Regions from separate parts of the Homo sapiens genome. Here region 2 is linked to region 1. A link is an interaction called in ENCODE POLR2A ChIA-PET data of the cell type or tissue named here. Cell type or tissue: OCI-LY7. All regions are shown on one strand. Each heading gives the region's core, and the rest is flanking DNA. Links, peaks and the distances in the headings are about the cores only. Region 1 overlaps ALLC (allantoicase). Region 2 overlaps RNASEH1 (ribonuclease H1).

Evidence for each region. ChIA-PET counts read pairs that join two places held together with the same protein. Peaks named below come from ENCODE experiments on the same cell type or tissue, not always from the same donor. Only the 100,000 strongest peaks of a DNase experiment are listed, where the experiment ranks them.
Region 2: POLR2A ChIA-PET joins it to region 1 with 7 read pairs; 14 of 35 experiments call an interaction of 5 or more read pairs at or near these places.

What each region holds. Positions count from the first base shown.
Region 1 is chr2:3,660,662-3,663,573 of GRCh38, reverse strand. The region is part of intron 1 of ALLC (allantoicase); the gene reads right to left. Among named protein-coding and RNA genes, the nearest start is that of ALLC, 3.9 kb to the right of the region's middle. RefSeq lists an enhancer at 1,272-1,381. In OCI-LY7, for the core only: CTCF peaks have their summits at 860 and 1,069 (motif pointing right); DNase peaks (open chromatin) are centred at 1,173 and 1,453; H3K27ac peaks cover 1,052 bases.
Region 2 is chr2:3,551,649-3,554,560 of GRCh38, reverse strand. It overlaps RNASEH1 (ribonuclease H1), which reads left to right. Exons shown (of 8, transcript NM_002936.6): 3 at 2,253-2,417. Among named protein-coding and RNA genes, the nearest start is that of RNASEH1, 5.2 kb to the left of the region's middle. In OCI-LY7, for the core only: no CTCF peak of the experiment used is centred there; no DNase peak of the experiment used is centred there.

The DNA.
Region 1 (2,912 bases), core at 189-2,688:
GTTCAGGGGTACATGTGCAGGATGTGCAGGTTTGTTCCGTAGGTAAACGTGTGCCATGGTGGTTTGCTGCACAGATCAACCCATCACCTAGGTATTAAGCCCAGCACCCATTAGCTATTCTTCATCACTGATGCTCTCCCTCCTCCCGACTTCCGACAGGCCCCAGTGTGTGATGTTCCCCCCAACATGTCTATGTGTTCTCCCTGTTCAGCTCCCACTTATAAGCGAGAACATGCAGTGTTTGGTTTTCTGTTCCCATGTTAGTTTGCTGAGGATGATGGCTTCCAGCTCCATTCATGTTCCTACAAAGGACATGATCTCATCTTTTATGGCTGCATAGTATTCCATGGTATATACGCACCATGTTTTCTTTATCCAGTCTATCATTGATGAGCATTTAGGTTGGTTCTATGTCTTTGCTATCATGGATAGTACTGCAGTGAACAGGTGCATGCATGTGTCTTTGTAACAGAATGATTTACATTTCTTTGGGTATATACCCAGTAATGGGATTGCTGGGTACAATGGTATTTCTGCCGCTAAAACCACCTTACAGTGCAGGCACTATGTTTCCATACTCCCCATGGAAAGTGAACTCATGTCTTCCTCTGACTCCGAAGCTAGTGCTCTTCCATCACACTGGGGGTCGCAGCATTGCCAGGCCCCCCAGTAATAAACACTTTGCAGGTCTATATCCCCTCGCCACTGCAACACAAAGCAGCTTCAGACGTTACATAAGTGAATGAAGGCACCTGTGTTCCAGCAAAACTTTATTTATGGACACTGAAATTTGGATTTCATACCAGTTTTATGTGTCAAGAACTATTCTCTTTCGAGAGTAGGGTGACTGCAGGCTAGAAGAATGGATTGTACTCAGGTAATGGACACCCTAAATGCCCTGGGCTGATCACCATCCATCATATACACATAACACACTTTCACATATACCCAATACATTTGTAAAATAAAAATTATATATAAAAAAAGAATATCAGGGGTTCTTCATGCTGTAACATAGGTTCTGCTGCAGGTGGCGCCTTGAAATTAGTCCGTATATCTCATCAGCCACTAATTCCTAAAGCATCCACTCATGACTAGGAATGTGCTAATTACAAATGACCTGCCTGCAGGGCCTTGGCGTAAACACTTCCGCCCTGTGGTGAGCAGGATGTGCTAATTACAAAGAACTGCCTGCGGGGCCTTGGAGTACACACTTCCACCCTGGGTGAGCAGGGTGTGCTCCAGAATGCATGCTCTCTAATCCTGAGACCTATGTATTTCTCACCATATATGCAAAGCAGAATTTGCAGACATAACGAAGCCACAGACCCTAAGACGGGCCTGGGTAATTCTGGACGATCTGGGTGGGCCCAGCATCATCACACAAGGCCTTAAAAGCAGGCGACTTTCTCTGGCTGCAAACAGAACTGTGGAGCAGAAAAGGAAGTCAGAAAGAATCCAAGTGTGACTTTGAATCAGGCTTCAAAAGAAAGAAGCCACATCATGGCTGAGCTCTGAAGTTCAGGGCTCATGGGCAGAGACTTGAGAGAGGCCTTGGGAGGTCAGGGCAGCCCCTGCTCAGTCCCACCAGCTGAAGGAGCTGGATTCTGCCCACAACCCCAACAAGGCAGAAGAGGATGCTCCCAGAGCCTCTGAGGGGGAACCCAGCCCACCTGGATTTTGATTTCAGCCTCATGAAACCCAGAGCAGAGGGATCCAATGAGCCTACCTGGAGGTCTGCCAAACAGACCATGAGATCAGAAATCTGCATTCTGTAAGACACTAAGGACCTGTAATAACAGCAACATGAAACTATAATACACACCTAGAGCTTTTCATCCAAACTTCTCAACAACCAAGAAGAGTTATCAGTCACCACCAAAGTGAAAAGCATCGTCGGAGAGGTGCTAAGAGGTTTAGGCTGAGAGGGGCAATGACCCTTGACAGCTTCCCAAAGCAAAGACTTGCAGCATCTTTTGTGCCCAGTTCACAAGCCCAGGACACTTAACCTGAATTCCAGGGAACAGCCCCAGCACTGGTCTGTTTCTCTGGGAATACTCATTCTTTTCCCTCCAGCAGATGGTCCTGGGCCCCAAGCATTTCTCCTAGAACATCAAGCTCCTCTTGTTTCACAGCAGATCCAGCCCAGGCAGCAGCCCCCACAGGCCAAGCTTAATTAAAGCCTTCCCTGAACCCCTGCTTGAGGCTTTTCTGCCAATGACCCAGCAGCTAAATGCTTGCGTGCATTGAGGTCAGATGCCTGGCATGGTTTTCAAAACATGTGTGTACCATGAGCCAGGAGCAGAAGGAAGGGAACTGATGTCTCTAAGCATGAACTCTATAGCTCCATATCTGTTCCCGTATCTCCCGTACTCCAAGCCTTGGAGTCACACATTATTATACCCATTGCTAAGGAACTCAGAGACGGGACGGAGGCTCTCACCCAATGTCATTCAGCTAATGAACAGGGAGGGGGACGGGTTGTGAATGCAGATGAGTCCGACCCCAGGCCTATGCTGTTTGAAACCACAGCCCCTCTCACTTTATTATGAAAAAAACAGTGTTAGATATAAGTCCTAAATTTCTCTTCAAAGAATCAGTATGTCAGTATGTTCAATTATTTGCCTTCTACTTTTAACTTAACTTCCTCATAAAGCAACCTTTTTTGATCACCTGCTCCACCCTGACTCATTCCGATCACCTGCTCCACCCTGACTCATTCCGATCACCTGCTCCACCCTGACTCATTCCGATTTCCTGCCCCACCCTGACTCATTCCGTTTTCCTGCTCTGCCATAACCATTTTTCCCACCAAACCACTCACCCCATCACTCTCTTTAAATCAGCCAATCAGAATTAGTTTAGCCTGTGCGGTCTAACCCTAGCCAATAGGGGAATGATACAGCAGCAGG
Region 2 (2,912 bases), core at 92-2,591, 110 kb after region 1:
TCAGATCTGTATCAAAAAGTCTTAGCCCCTTTTACAGTTTTTTGTTTTTTAACATTACATTTATCCTTATTTTAGAATTATTGAGCTATTTACTGGTTCTTATGGTTTATATAAGCTGATTTAAGGTTAATTTACTTAAAAACCACAATTTTGTGAAGTAAAACTTAACTGACAAGTGTGTTTTTTTCCTCCAAGTCTTATCTGTTCTGTAAAGTGTCCATCTCTGTTATAGTAAGTAAAACCAGTGTTTATATCCGTGTTAAGGTTCTACAAAATGACACTTTAACCTGGACCACAGTATCTGCATTTACTTCAGTAGAGTACCTAGAGGAACGTTTTGGAGATGAGTGTGTGAAAACAAAATGTGGCAGTGGAAACGCCAGCTGTTGCTGACGTCGTGCTGATCACAGTCAAGTGTTGCCCGGCGCCCTTAGGGTTCCGAGAGGTGTGGGTTGAGAAGCTCCACTAGGCTGGACATTTTCTTGTTCCTTTCTAGTAGGCGTTCTGTGATGTTCGTGCCCCATTTCTCCATCCCTGGTTTAGGAGTTGAGAGCTGGAGGTGAATCCTGTAGTGTTGGGTTAGGGTTGTTAGTTTGCAGGTAGTTGGTTGCTCCTGTGTCCTTATTTTCACTCCATGTAAGGAAAAGTCGTTTGAGATCATCTAGCCCAGGGCCTCGTTTTACAGAAGCCCAGAGGGTTTAATTCAGTTGACGGAGTTCGCAGCTGATAAAAGGTATAGCACAAATTGAAACTGGTTTTTTGAGTCCTGGTCTAATTTAGCTGTTCTACTTCAGCTGCCATAGTATTACCCAGTGAGTGAGATATGGGCCCTTCCCAGATAACCCTGAGGTGGTATTAAGAATCTCTTTGGGGCCGGGCGCAGCGGCTCACGCCTGTAATCCCAGCACTGTGGGAGGTCAGGGCAGTGGATCACAAGGTCAGGAGTTCAAGACCAGCCTGGCCAAAATGGTGAAACCCCCATCTCTACTAAAAATACAAAAAAATTAGCTGGGTGTGGTGGTGGGTGCCTGTAATCCCAGCTACTTGGGAGGCTGTGGCAGAGAACTGCTTGAACCAGGGAGGTGGAAGTTGCAGTGAGCCACGATCGCGCCACTGTACTCCAGCTTGGGCACAGAGCAAGACTCTGTCTCAAAAAAAAAAAACTATTTGGGATTAACCTTGAGGTCCCCCTGAAGAAAAACTTCGTTGCAGAAGAAAAACTTTGTTGCAAAAGAAAAGCTGCAAGAGTACTGACCCTGAAGGGACCCAGTTGCTTCCTTTTAGTTTCTGGTTTCTGTTTCCTTTTTTTTTTTGAGACAGAGTCTCACTCTCTCGCCCAGGCTGGAGTGCAGTGGCGCGATCTCCGCTCACTGTAAGCTCCACCTCCTGGGTTCACACCATTCTCCTGCCTCAGCCTCCTGAGTAGCTGGGATTACAGGTGCCCGCCATCACGCCTGGCTAATTTTTGTATTTTTAGTAGAGACAGGGTTTCACCATGTTGACCAGGCTGGTCTTGAACTCCTGAGCTCAAATGATCTGCCCGCCTCGGCTTCCCAGCCCTGTTTTCCTTTCTTAATATGTCCCATTATCTGTTTATTCAAGCTAGATGAACCTGCACCCTCTGAGCCCTCCTAGGGGTTCTTAACTTCGTGTCCATGTAGTTGTATTTGAGGCAGGGAGAGGCTGAACCATGGACACAACTCATCTTTTTTTAGATTTATCTATTTTTAAGCAAAGGGGTCTCACTATGTTGGCCGGGTTGGATTCAAACCCGGGCTCAAGCGATACTCGTATGTCAGCCTCCCGAGTAGCTGGAACTATAGGCACACACCACTGCGCCCAGCAACACCACTGATGTTATATACACAATTTTGGGCCATGTTTTTCCTGGAGAAAGAGCCCCTTGAGATGCTGTGGAGGGGATTGAGATGCTGTGGAGGGGGTGGAGGTGGTGTGGAGGGGAGGGGGTGGTGGTGGTGTGGAGGGGAGGGGGTGGTGGTGGTGTGGAGGGGAGGGGGTGGAGGTGGTGTGGAGGGGGTGGAGGTGGTGTGGAGGGGGTGGAGATGGCGTGGAGGGGGTGGAGATGGCGTGGAGGGGGTCATTCCCTCGTTTCCCTCGTTGTAGGGCCACATAGAGAGGGTGTTTTTAAGTCTGATTTAATGATACTAAATAATTTACTGAATGTCTTCATTCTCTAGCATTTCGTGTTATGTTCATTGTTTCCAGCTCACGAGTGGACTCTTGTCTTTCAGGGCATGAAAATCAACATGGACAAGAATCGGAGGCGAAAGCCAGCAAGCGACTCCGTGAGCCACTGGATGGAGATGGACATGAAAGCGCAGAGCCGTATGCAAAGCACATGAAGCCGAGCGTGGAGCCGGCGCCTCCAGTTAGCAGAGACACGTTTTCCTACATGGGTACATCTTCCTTGGGTTTTCAGATTTTAATACCACAGTCAGGAAAATGTTATGTGTAAAAGGTGTTTCCCACTTGATGGGGGGAGTTTGAGCTGGTGTTTATCATCTTCATTCTTATGTGTAAAGATTATTTAGAAATCACTAAGGCCATTATTTATAATCAAGTAGTGCAGAATTAAACTTTTGGATGTTCTTAGGAAAACCCTTACATGTAAATGAACAACTGTAATCTTTTGAAATACTAGTATTCCCTGTGCATGCAGTACTTAACGTTAAGATGAAATGCGAAGACTCCAGCTTTTTCAAATAACACCTCACACGCAGCTGCTTGTTATAATTGATTAGCACCAGCATTTTAACCTTTCATATTCAATCTTTGGAAAACAAGAGATTCTATTTTATCCTGAGAAGCAAGGTAGTAGTGAACTTTTCTGCTACCTTTCACTCCAGGAATCAGTTATGTATTTAGTGACTCACAGAATAGAATTCTCCTTT